Linked DNA regions of Homo sapiens: region 2 is linked to region 1. Evidence: chromatin contacts called from ENCODE Hi-C or POLR2A ChIA-PET data. All regions are on one chromosome and are shown on one strand. The core of a region is the stretch at or near the end of the contact, and the rest is flanking DNA. Distances in the headings are between cores, read along the strand shown. Region 1 overlaps SNX29 (sorting nexin 29). Region 2 overlaps SNX29 (sorting nexin 29).

Region 1 (6,390 bases), core at 2,539-5,038:
AATGTTAAAGGTCGCAGTGGTTGCTGCGTGGAGAGGAGCCTGAATGGCAGTGTGATGGCACGGGGGGTGACTGGGGAGGACAGTGTGGCACCCACATCATGAGAGGCAATGGCAGCTTTGACCATGGTGGTGGTGAGGCGTGGAGGGTGCTGGAAGCAGTCGGATCTAGATCTATTTCAGGGGTGGAACCAAGGGCAGTAGTGCACCTTACCTGTCTTGCTCACTGCCGTGTGCCCGGCAACTGGTATACAGTAGGTGCTTGTTTCTTAAGGAAGTGAATAAATAGGAACCTGGTCAATTACGAGGTAGGGGACAGGAAGAGGCAAGGACTGGTGGCCTCCACAGCTGCTGAGATGGAACCTCTACTTCCTGAGCTGGGGAGTCACGGGTAGGAGCACTTTTGGGGCAGAAAACAAAAGATGCCTTTTAGTTTGGTTTGAGATGCTCATGAAGTGATGCAAATGGAGTGTTGGTTAGGCAGTCAGAGATGAGGCTGACATAGGTTTGGGAGTTGGGTCCACAGAGCTCTGTTGCCCAATACGGGAAGACACCAGTCATACAGGACACTGAGTCCTTGAGATGCAGTTCGTCTGAGCAGAGCTGTGCAGTGCATAAAATAACACACCAGTTTGGCAGACTTAGTACCCAAAAATGGAAAATAAATCAGTAAGATTCAAAAGGATTGCGTGTTGAAATGGCAATGTCTTGGATGTATTGGGTTAAATGAAATAAACTATTACAATTATCACCTGCGTTTTAAAAATATTTTTAATGGGGCTACTAGAATTTGTTTTTGTGAAACAGGATCTCACTCTGTTGCCCAGGCTGGAATGTAGTGCTATGATCACTGCTCACTGCAGACTTGAACTCCTGGGCTCAAGCGATCTACCTGTCCTGGCCTCCTGAGTAGCTGGGAAGACAGGAGCATGCTACCATATGTGGCTAATTAAAAAAAAAAAAAAAAAAAAAAAAAAAACTGGGCCGGGCACGGTGGCTCACTGCTGTAATCCCAGCACTTTGCGAGGCCGAGATGGGTGGATCACGAGGTTTAGGAAATCCAGACCATCCTGGCTAACATGGTGAAACCCCATCTCTACTTTAAAAAAAAAAAAAAAAATTAGCCAGGCATGGAGGCATTTGCCTGTAGGTCCCAGCTACCTGGGAGGCTGAGGCAGGAGAATGGCGTGAACCCAGAAGGCAGAGGTTGCAGTGAGCTGAGATTGGTGCCACTGTACTCCAGCCTGGGCGACAGAGCAAGACTCCGTCTCAAAAAAAAAAAAAAAAATAAAAAAAATAAAAACAAAAACAAAAAAAACAAAAAAACCTTGTTAGAGACAGGGTTTTGCTATGCTGCCCAGGCTGGTCTTGAATACCTGGCCTCAAGCTGTCCTCCTGTTTCGGCCTCCCAAAGTGCTGGGATTACAGGCCTGAGCCATTGCACCTGGCTGAAAATTTTAAATGGCATACATGGCTCACATGGTATTTCTGCTGGACAGCGCTGATGGAGGTGGCATTGGGAGGGTCACTTAGGATGGTGCAGGACAGGAGCAGCAGCCTGAAGACTGCCTTGACGTCCCTCTGCATTCCCCTAAGTGCGGCCTCCTGACTTAATGCCCATGGCAACGCAGCTGTGGGGTGCCTGGCATAGTGCCCACATCACCCCCACCCCCAGACAGAAATGGTTACGCATCGCCTCCATCTGTGACAGCCCACAGCAGCCTTTGCGCAGCCGGGCTTTAAGAGCCACCTGCAACAATGCCCTTCATGCGGCCCTGGTGGGAACTGACTTTATGCCTGGATTCTCATCCCAGGAGCCTTTCTTTTCTCTGTTACCATAACTGGGTTAAAAATGTTGCCTATTTTGTTGCAGGGTCTGAGTACTTAAGCCAGTGTAAATTATTTGGGAGGTGTGGGGGCAGTGCAGAGTTTCTTTTCATCCTTTAGGTCTCAGCTTAAAAGTCACTTTAGCCAGCCAGGTGTGGTGGCTCACACATGTAATCCCAGCACTTTTGGAAGCTGAGGTGGGTGGATCACTTGAGGTCTGAGTTCGAGACAAGCCTGACCAACATGGAAAAACCCTGTCTCTACTAAAACATAAAACTTTAGCCAGGAGTGCTGGCCCATGCATGTAATCCCAGCTACGCAGGAGGCTTGAGGCAGGAGAATTGCTTGAACCCGGGAGGCGGAGGTTGTGGTGAGCGGAGATGGCACCTTTGCACTCCAGCCTGGGCAACAAGAGTAAAAAACTGTCTCCAAAAAAAAAAGCCACTTTAGCCAAGAGGACCCCTTGGCCTTAGCCCCATGGCTCTCCACTGGCCCCCCTCCCCCCAGGGGACCTCTGGCCATGTCTGGACATCTGTCTGTTACAACTAAAGGGGTGCCCCTGGCCTCTAACAGGTGGAGGCATCCTACAATGTACGGGACGGCCCCCCACAACAGAATCATCCAGTCCCCAATGACAGCAGTGCCTAGGCTGTTGAACGTAGATTCTTGGTTGGGACCAAGAATTTCTAATTCCTGTCACTCTTGCAATATTTACTGTGGTCTGAAATTATCCGGATGGTTGACTTCTTAAAAATCTGTCTGCTTCATGTCCAGTGCGACTCCAACAGTACACCTTACCTGTCTTACTGCTGTATGCCAAGCACCTGGTATACAGTAGCCGCCTAATAATTGTTTCTTCTAGAAGTGAATACATAGGTACCTGTAATGAGGAGTGTTTTCTGTATGAAATTTTAATGCTGCATTGCCAGTTTATCCAAATCTGCCTAATTAACTCAAAATGAGATTCTGCTCCATTTCAATTCAGTTGATCCACGTGTATTAAGTTCACCTCAATCTCCAGTTGTTGAAAAAGAACTGAGACAGAGACCATCCACTGAAGTATCTAATTTATAAAATGTCACAATTTGTGTCATTGTAAAGAGGTTGATCTCAACCAGGTTGTAACAAAATTTCCACAGCTTATTCCAAAAGAAAATTTTAATACAAGAGATCTTAAAAAATTAAACACATTTGTTTAAAAATCCTATTATGTAAACCTTAACATAAGAGGGTAGTTAAGATAATACTACAGGTTTCAGGGCGTTTCCACAGACTTCTAGACCTTATGTACACACAGACTATCAGACTCTAGATATGTGGCCTGCTTACCCTTAAGGGGGTGCACTGGGAGCCGATCATGGGCGCCCCCTAGTGGGGTTACCATCGCTCCTCCATTCAAAAAAGACTCGCTTCTCTAAGAAGTCGGTGTCAGGTGAGTAAGCGTTCTACCTGACGGCTAAGCCAGGGATGAAGAGAGGCCAACATTCTTCTTAGGATGAGTCCTGGATAATAAAAATTCCAATTAGCTCTACCCCCATCCCCTTCACTCCGGGAAATTAATGGTCTCTGGGGTCACTGAGCGTTTAGTAGCTCTGGGTGCAAATGTACGATCCACCATTCCGTGTGCTACTGTCCTCAGTCCCAATTTTTGCAAGGGCATCCTCTGTCTTACCTACACTGACAGTGAATGAGTGGTGGTTCCCCTTGCCGTTCATGGAGACCAGCGGCAGAGCTGAGAAAATTTGAGGGGAAGTGGGGGAAGCCTGGGTGAGTGGTTTTCCGGTTAGGATGGGAAAACACTTACGCACCAGTAAGAACTAAATCCCTGGGCCTCTTAAACCACCAGTGAATCTAGAATCTTCCGCCAGCAGCGCTGCTCCTTAATGTCATAGGCTCAACTATCTTATTAAGGAAGCCAGATTTCTTTTTCACTTCTCTATAGAAACTAGCTATAAGGAAGGATACGCAACTTGGTTGCTGGGATTTAGAAGTAACTGTCTACTCCATGACATAATTCAGAGTACCCAAATCGGGCCCATAAGATGGCAATGGCTCATGGCTAGAGTGAGGAATACCAGAGATGACTGATCGAGGTACATTTCAACAACCATGGGATGAACTGCGGGATCCGGTCTGCCTAGAGCCGGGAGACCCTGGATGGCTACACCCTTACTTCTATTGACCAAGGAGCTGAAGCTTTATTTTGGAAACAAGATCAAGATTGTGTATTAGAAAAACATAAAGATGAACTTTCTTGGCACAGAAATGAGATAAAATATACAGTGCTACAACTGCAGAATTAGCACGGACGCCAATCTAAAAACAGCAAATATTTAACAGTAGCTTTAATGAATTAATGCACAATATTTTGAAAAATCTTTGACCTTGCTCATAAGCAGATGCCTGCCTTGAAGAAACACTCCAAGTCTGCCGTGATTCCGAGCGAAATGCCAAGGCAGAGTCAAGACAATCATTACCTTTAGGGCTGAAACCTGGGCATGAGGCTGCCCCTTCTGGGATGCCTCCTAACCAGTCTGATGTACTGGGGAAGGAGGAGTGAGGTGGGGTCTTCCTCGGGTCCCAGAAGCTGAAAACCCAGCCCTTCCTTTGCCATCAGTTCTGTGCCAAGGCTGGAAGATGCTGCTGGAGTGCAGGGCTTCCCCCGTGTGGGTGCTGCAGCTCACACAGGAGCTTGGTGGAGGAATGAAGGATGGATTCTGGGGGTAGCCGGAGGGGAGGGGGCTCACTGGGAGCCCAGAGAACATGGCTGGACCTCCCTGTGAGGAGCCAGATGGTGTCGCAGCCCCCTGTGGGGGCTTGAGCACGTGGAGCAGGAAGGCCGAGGCCTGGAACCCCAAGAACTGGTCCTCAGGGTTGGCAAAATGTACCATGCAGAACCAAGAGAGGCAGCCACTGCCGGCCTGGGCCACAGAGCCCTGCCTCAGGCTGTTGGGATATAAGCCGCCTCCAGAAGGCAGAGCCTGCTGTCCATCAACCAGGCAGGCTGGTGGGCTTCACTCCTGTTTCCAACCTGGATTGTGATCACTGGCCCCAGTACTTGTTAGTTGCATCAGCTACAGCCATGGTATCAATCCACCTGGTGTAAACGACTTTCAGGAGCCTCTGGTTTTTAAAGCACAATACTACCTGCCATGGTTCTAAGAAATTACATGGTTATCAAAATTGATCTTAATAAGCTCCAAAGTATGAAGCAGGGCCAAGGGCTGTGATCAGACCCAGTCCACATCCCTCCCCTTCCTCTTCCTAGATCTTGCAAGATGGTTCCCTTGTTTACAACTCCACTGGATGATCCCTTTTATAGCCAGCAGCTCCCTAGATGCAACTGGTGACTGGATGTGAAGATGGCTACCACCATAGACTGTAAGAGCCTCTTCCCTGAAAGTGTCTTCCTTCACCAGGGCCTGCCAGTAGAGAAATGCAGGGGGCTTTGAACCTCAGCTCCAAACTCTAAAATGCCTTGCCAGCAACGTGATTGGAGCATACTGCTAAGTGGGAATCAAAGAAGCTGGAATTTCACACTGATTGCAGGAAGAGTGGCGGAGAAGGTTCTGTCTCAGATCAGGAGTGGATGGTTGGGCTAGGTTTCTAGCAGCCTTTAAGCTCCCTCCCTTAGAAGCTTTTGTTGTCTCTCAAGGAGAGACACCTCTGCCCAGCCCTACCGTTCCTGAGTCGTCTTTCATCTGGGGGAGAAAAAAAGATGTGAAAGATGGAACCTGCTGTTCTGTTTCAGCACAGCAGGCCATGAAGACAGAAGGATTCGGTGTGGATTCTTCCTCCCAGCAAAGGGTGGTCCCAGGAATCCAAGGCCCTTGAGAGGTGGGCCACCCTCGTTCCTCTCTGAGTAGGGGAGGGGGCTTCTGTTCTCAGATGTTGTTTGAAAATCTCCGAGTAATCTTAGAAGAAGACAGATGTGAGGTGCAAGCAATCCTTTCCTCAGGGGTGTCTTCGCCACTCATGGATAAGGTCGTGGCTTAGCCCTCAGAATTGAATCCAGGCTGACAGGCAGTTGACACATTTCCAGGGTGTGGAATTTGGGCACCAGGTTTCAGCCACAATTCTGCTAGGCCTGGGTGTTTCTGCTCCATAACTCCAGGAACTGGGAACCCTGCCAGTTGTTTGTTGCCTGAAGTTCATCCCACCACACTAGAGAGCAGGACGGGATTCTTCTGAGCAGCAAGATGGACCCAATCATTGCAGAACATTCTATGGGATTCCAAAGGGAAGGCTTCGGGGAGTTGCTGTCATGTGCGGGCCACCAGCATTTTTAGAGTGAGAATGAGAGGAGATGGTCTGGATCTGCGAGATGACTCGACTCTACGGTCTGTGCATGATCATGGGGGAGGTACCAGGAGCAGGCAGCTGGGGATGGTCCCCATGTGGCTCCCAGGAACATGCTCTCATTTTGGAGAGCAGACCAGGTTTTTTGTGAATAATTCAGTATTATAAAAGTAGGAGGCAGTTTCTCCCACCAGTTCAATACCAGCTGAGAGCATACTTGTTTCTCACGGGTTAGTATCTCTCAGCAATGGGGGACTGTTGCATTAT
Region 2 (6,390 bases), core at 1,965-4,464, 230 kb after region 1:
CCCAAGACCTGGGAGTTAGAAGGCAGCGCAGCGTTGGCCTCCTCTCCTCCCCAGCACAGAAAGCCTTCTCCAGCCTGCTGGGCAGGCAGCCCAGGAGGAGAAAGAGGAAGAGGAGGATACAGTGAGGCCACTGTCATTAAGAGCAAACATTTACTGAGCATGTATTGGACGCCAGACCCAACCCTAAGCCCCATCCTTGTGTTAACTTATCCATACAAGGCCTGTCCATGGCTCCTTCTTAAGAAACTTATCTTCAATATCTGAAAATTCTCAGATTCTTTCATTCATTTATTCATTCATTCCACAAACATCTACTGAGCATCTACCATTTGCCAAACCCTGTTTTAAACACTATGGATACAGCAGCAAACAAGAGAGACTCTTGCCCTCATGGTTTCTATATTCTAGCTAGTGGTTCCATCTACAGATTGAGGAAATGGAGGCTCACGGAGGTTTAGTCCTAGGCAAAGCTAACACTAAAGGCCGTGGGATTGGAACCAGAGTCCTTTCTCACACCACCATGCTGGACAATCTCTCTCTGCTTTGGGTTATTTTATAAACCCTCTCCCTTTGTGAGGTTGTATTAGTCTGTTCTCATGCTGCTGACAAAGACATACCCAAGACTGGGTAATTTATAAAGAAAAAGAGGTTTAATGGACTCACAAGTTCCACATGACTGGGGAGGCCTCCCAATCTGGCAGAAGGCGAAAGGCATGTCTTATATGGCGGCAGACAAGAGAGTGAATGAGAGCCAAGAGAAAGAGGAAACCTCTCATAAAACCATCAGATCTCATGAGACTCACTACCACAAGAACAGGAGAGGGGAACAACCTCTGTGATTCAATTATCTCACACTGGGTCCCTCCCACAACATGTGGGAATTATGGGAGCTACAATTCAAGATGAGATTTAGGTGGGGACACAGCTAAACCACAGAAGAGGTCAAATGCACCTCCCTGCACAGGCCTGGAAGCACTAATTCATTTACTTATTCAGTCATTCATTCACGTTTCTTCATTCATTCAACAAACATTTATTGAGCAACGGTGTGCCAGGCACTGATCTGAGCTCTGGGCATCAGTGTGACAAGGACCCTGCCCCTGCCCCTGCCCCTGCCCTCACAGAGCTCCCTATCTCGTGGGGATCTAGGTGGTCAACGGTTCTCAGACAAAGTGGCCAGTGGCACAGCAGGAAGACTACGGTCCCTGGGAACAGGAAGGGGAGGCAGCTACCCGTCCTAGGGCTTGTGATACTAAGCTGAGGCCAAAGGCAGGAAGAGGTCAGCTGGCAGGAGGCATGAGAACAGGTTCACACCCAAGCCCCATCATTCATCTGCTCCCATTTCCTCGGCTATAAAGTGGGGCTCCATCGTATCGAGCAGGATTTTAAACATGGTTAAGATGTGACTTCAGAGCAGCCAGCCTGGCACAGGGCCTGGGGCAGCTTCTCTTTATCTCCGAGAATAGGTTGCTGGACACAGAAGTTATTTAGTACCGTGAAGCTAACACTAGCACACCAAGTCAGAAGTTTTCTGGAAAACATTTCACCCTGAAGTGCTGCTTTTCCATTCATTCTGCAAGGTGCTGGAAAGCACAGGCTTTCACATAAAGATGTGAATTCTGAAATTATGTGGCTCTTTGTCGTGTTCTCATGTCTTGAGAAATCAGTGGAGGCTGGTGTGCGTTTTTAATCATATTCCCTTCGAAGTAGCACACAGAGACCTCCTGAATATTTCAACCACGGGCTCAATAAATTATGTCCAAGTTTCAAGAGAAAGACAGTAAATGAAAGAACATTAAATTTTATGAGCATCAAAATGTTGTTTTCCTTTGAGAGTCTCTTTCTCACACCCAACAGCACTCCCGTAAAGCTGCCAAGAGCCTCCTTCAGGTAAAGGCTGGCTTGCTCCTCCCAGGAAGGGGTATGCAGCCATTCATTTGTGCCAAGCAGTAATTCATGAACACCAGCACCTGGACAGAGGGAAGACTGTGCTCAAATGTGAGCGAGCACTGTGGGGTACTGGTCTGGGGGATGAACTTGGAGCTGGACGGCCAGGATTCTGTCCCAGTCTGCCAGTAACTTGCTGGGTGACCTTGGGTAAATCATTCAACCTCTCTGGACCTCAGTTTCTGCATCTGAAAAATGGTGGCCATAGGAGCTCTTACATGATAGCGTTGTTATGAGGACTAAATGAGCCAATATACAACTCAAGCTTCGTAAAAGACACAAGATTCTGATTCTTACAGCTTTGATTGACACACAGAACTGGGCACATCCCTACAACTTCCTTAAGCCCCACAGACATTACAATGGAAAGACGAGATGGTATAGTTTAAAACAACAACATGGAATTTAAGGGCTTGAATCTGGGACCACACTTCACTGGCTGTGTCCCATGAACGGGGCAGCCATTGTTTCTACACAGCTCTGAACACCCCTAAGCCTCATGGTTTCATCAGCAACATGGAGACTGTAATCTCTTCTCTCCATGGGACACTGAAGATATGACCGAGATCTTGTATGTTAAAATGCCAAGCATACACTCTTGCCCTCAGGAGGCATGCAGCAGACATCTGTGACTTTTCTTCCCTTGCAGAGGGCAACAGGCAATAAAACTTTTTCTCTGGGTGACTCATATCCCCATGATATACGCAGTGAAGGTAAGTGCAAAAGTATCACAATGCTTCCCTGCCTAGGCCACCCCCAACAGAGTGGCTCATCAAATGTGATCTTCTTCTGTTTTCTATTCAACAGTCAGCATTACAAGACCACATCTACCTCCCAGAATCTGGGAGAGGTAAAAGAGTTCACGTTCTCAGCAGCATCTATGAAGCTGGGGTCTCAAGCCTAAATTTCTTTACTTCCTGGCACGAAGCACTGTGCTGGAAATGACCTGGCAGCTACGGAGTCACTAGCCCACAGCTGCTCTAATCCCTACAATGGGAATGTCATGAAGACAACAAGTGGGTCCTTGTGGCAGAGATACTGGTGCTCACCATGCACCCTACCTGCTCCCCAAGCTTCCCAGCCCCCTCTGCACAACAGGGCACAAGCTTCTGACTTAGGGCCAACGAGTTCCAGGTGGAAGTGACAAATGTTTCTTCTGAGTCATAGCATAGGACTGCTGGCGTGTGACCCTGCACCATCCCTTCCCTGTAACACTAAGTGAGAAAGCCATGGTGTGGCCACAAGATGGGAGCCTCTGTCCACCTAGATTTCTGAGTCATTATGTGGAGCAGAACAGTCCCACTGTTGCCCTTGGGCAACCCATGTTGGACACATACGAACAGGAAATAAGCTTTTATTTTGTTAAAGACCGAGATTGAGGATCATTTGTTACTGTGGCAGAACCAATCCTATTCTGACATGTGTCAACTTGACAACCCTGTATCTTCCTAGCTCTCTCACAATGGGCCTGAAAGTCTGAGGAAAGGCACAGAGGCCAAAGACATTTGTTAAAGGCAGCTTTGCAACAGCCACAGGAAGTAGGTATCATGATATCCTTTTACCCAAGAAGAAACTGGTCTCAGACACATTAAATCATTTGTTCAAGGTCATACAAATCACAAGTGGTGAAGTCAGAATTTGAACCCAGGTCTATCCATCACAAGACTTGTATTCTGTCTGCTATATGGGCCCAGGCAGTACTTTCTAATGAGTTTGTCTGTGAAAGCCCCAAATACAATTCAAATCTCTCCTTGGGCTCCAATAATAATAGTAACCATAGGTTGGATGCGTTCCACAGGCCAGACACTCTTCTTGGTCCTTTATCAATATTCCTTCACTGTAATCATCACGTCTCTTCAAGGCATTATGCCCATTCTACAGGTAAGGAAATAGGGGCTTAGAAGAGACTGTAGGATGAGTTCTCATAACCTCATGGTGAAGTAAATAGAGGAAAGATGCCAGTGGTGACAGACAAAGGATAGGGGCCCCTTTAGTGGATGGAAGGCAAAGACTCCACGTAAAAGGCTATAAAGCGGGACACTGAGGAACACTCTCCACTGGAGGATCTCAGACCTTCAAGAACCCACAAAGATGCTTCAATGCCCAAGATACCACATGCTCCGGGTGACCTAATCAGACTCTTAGAGATGTTTGCTGCCGGGGTTGTGAAAGAGAGACAGGGGAGATCGTCCCTTCTGGTCCCTCCCGACTGTTCTCGCAGTTCTAGCCTCTTGTCTACCTGGCCACCAGGTGCAAGTTACTGATAATAACCTCACACTGCCCCCAAGTGGTCACTCTGCTCCAGATGACTCACAGACCAACGTTTCCAGAACTCCAAACACAAATCTGTTCAATGCAAAACCATGCTCTTCCCATTCTGTCTCCCACATCCATCCATCCTTACTATTACATGCCAAGCACTGTCTAGACACTGGGGATACAACAGGGAACAAACAGATAAAAGCTCCTTCCTCCTCTGAGCTTACATCCTAGAGCTCAAGGTTAGGAATGCTTACTGACTGAGGAACATTGTCTTTATGCCCCGTTACAGAGAATAGGACTTCAAACAAAAGGTTGGGCTTCAATAGAAATTCTCCTTCCTTTGCAGAGACCAGATTCTGCATCTGAGAAATTAACCAGGATTTCTACAGCTGCATTCCATTCTAGTTAGTTTCTCCAGGGAAGGAGAAGAAGGGGAGGAGGATGGAGAAGATGACGATGATGAAAACAAAGATGAAAAAGAAAACAATTTTTGGCTAAGAAACTAAACCTGATCATTATGTCTTGGATTTAAATCTAAAAAGTGATCGTCTCCAATTCCTCATTTGATGCTAAAAGACCCTTTTTCAGTGACCCTCATGGTGAACATCTCTCTTTTTCTCTCTGCCCAAGATGAATTCCCCTCTTTTTTGGCTAATGGAATCCTGCTTTTTCTTAAGAAACCACCTCTCTTCCTAGTGATCTGGGGAAGCTGACCAAACGCCCCCACTGACTGTTGGCCACGTGCCCTGGCCCTGCCAATGAGTGTATTTCATCCTTTAGCCACAGTGACTGGTTCAGGGATGGCAGAAGACTCAAGTCAGGCCAATAAGAGTCAATTCCAAGAATCTTGTTAGAGCTACTGGGAGAGAAACCCTCTCTTCATGACAAGAATTGCTAAGCTCATAGGACATAAGCTTGGAGCTGCTAGGATCCATCACATATAGAGAAAGCCTTCCTAAGAATGAAGACCACAAAAAAGAAAGCAGAGAGCAACAGCAGGAAGAGAACATCCACATTTGCTCATCTGACCTCTGGATGCAACCCTGCCAAAGGTTACACCAATCCTTGGATGTCCAGTTTTCATCACTCAAAAAGCTTCATTTCTTGTTAAGCCCAGTTTGAGTTTTCTGTCATTTGGATTAGAGTCCTGACTCACAGAGCCACCAAGTAACTGCCCAGTTTCTGCTTCAACACCTCCACTCACAAGAAACTCACTACCCATAATCTTTTTTTTTTTTTTTTTTTTTTTTGAGACAGAATCTCACTCTGTCGCCCAGGCTGGAGTGCAATGGCACGATCTCAGGTTACCACAACCTCTGCCTCCCAGGTTCAAGAGATTCTTCTGCCTCAGCCACACAAGTAGCTGGGATTACAGGCATGCGCCACCACGCCTGGCTAATTGTTTTTATATTTTTAGTAGAGACGGGGTTTCACCATGTTGGCCAGGCTGGTCTTGAACTCCTGACCTCAGGTGATCCACCTGCCTCAGCCTCCCAAAATGCTGGAATTACAGGTGTGAGCCACCATGCCCGGCTGCCACTTATTATGAAACAGTCATGATGGCGCAGGTCTCTTTCCACTGAATTCAAAGTTGTCTGTGTGTAGTCCTAGGACAGCCCATGACGGCCACAGGTGGAACAAGTTTAACCTCTCCCTCCATGTGACACTCCTAATCTGGGGGACTCTAAGCTGCAGGGCAGCATCATGAATCCTCCATCTGGAAACACTGTTATGATTTTGGGCCATATGTTGTTAAACATGTTTCTTTCAACCTCTTTCAATCAATAAATATTCCACAAGCGCCTCCCACATGGAAGGTGGGTCTGGGGGTGGGGATGGGGTAGGGGTCTGCAGGGAGAGATTCCATAGAGTCTCATCTCCCAGGCCCCTGCCACCCAGGAAGGCAACAGGTCAAGGATGATGTCCCTTATCAAGCTAGCCATTTCTGATTTGCCTATGGGGATATAGTATGGGCTGTGTGTTCTGGGAGACCTGGTGTGAATGCTGCTGTGTGACCTCACACAAATTACACAGCCTTTCTGAGACTCAGTTTTCTCATCTACAAGTGGAAACTTTAATGATACAGATTTCCTGAAGCTGTGAGGAGAACGTGACACCCCTTGTGGGAACCTGTGCACAACGCCTGATGCACGGTGAGAACCTAAGAGGGGATGAGCTTCC

Evidence for each region. Hi-C counts contacts between places; a loop is a spot of excess contacts on that map. ChIA-PET counts read pairs that join two places held with the same protein, here RNA polymerase II (POLR2A). Pooled maps may share reads with other maps.
Region 2: a loop to region 1 is called in a map of HCT116, with 5 times the contacts of the local background. The contact joins two enhancer-like sites. A Hi-C loop is called at or near these places in 2 of 168 maps with a recorded cell type or tissue (HCT116 and endothelial cell of umbilical vein) and 4 of 50 pooled maps. POLR2A ChIA-PET finds 5 or more read pairs at or near these places in 1 of 52 experiments (GM12878).

Annotation. Positions count from the first base shown.
Region 1 is chr16:12,570,774-12,577,163 of GRCh38, reverse strand. It overlaps SNX29 (sorting nexin 29), which reads right to left. Exons shown (of 21, transcript NM_032167.5): 21 at 2,877-6,390. The region is part of intron 1 of SNX29-AS3 (SNX29 antisense RNA 3); the gene reads left to right. Among named protein-coding and RNA genes, the nearest start is that of SNX29-AS3, 37 kb to the left of the region's middle. Within about 2 kb of position 3,788, at least 3 of the 41 ENCODE cell types and tissues checked have a DNase peak (open chromatin) inside an H3K27ac peak, as active enhancers do.
Region 2 is chr16:12,338,440-12,344,829 of GRCh38, reverse strand. The region is part of intron 15 of SNX29 (sorting nexin 29); the gene reads right to left. Among named protein-coding and RNA genes, the nearest start is that of SNX29-AS2, 31 kb to the left of the region's middle. RefSeq lists an enhancer at 2,309-3,508. Within about 2 kb of position 3,214, at least 2 of the 41 ENCODE cell types and tissues checked have a DNase peak (open chromatin) inside an H3K27ac peak, as active enhancers do.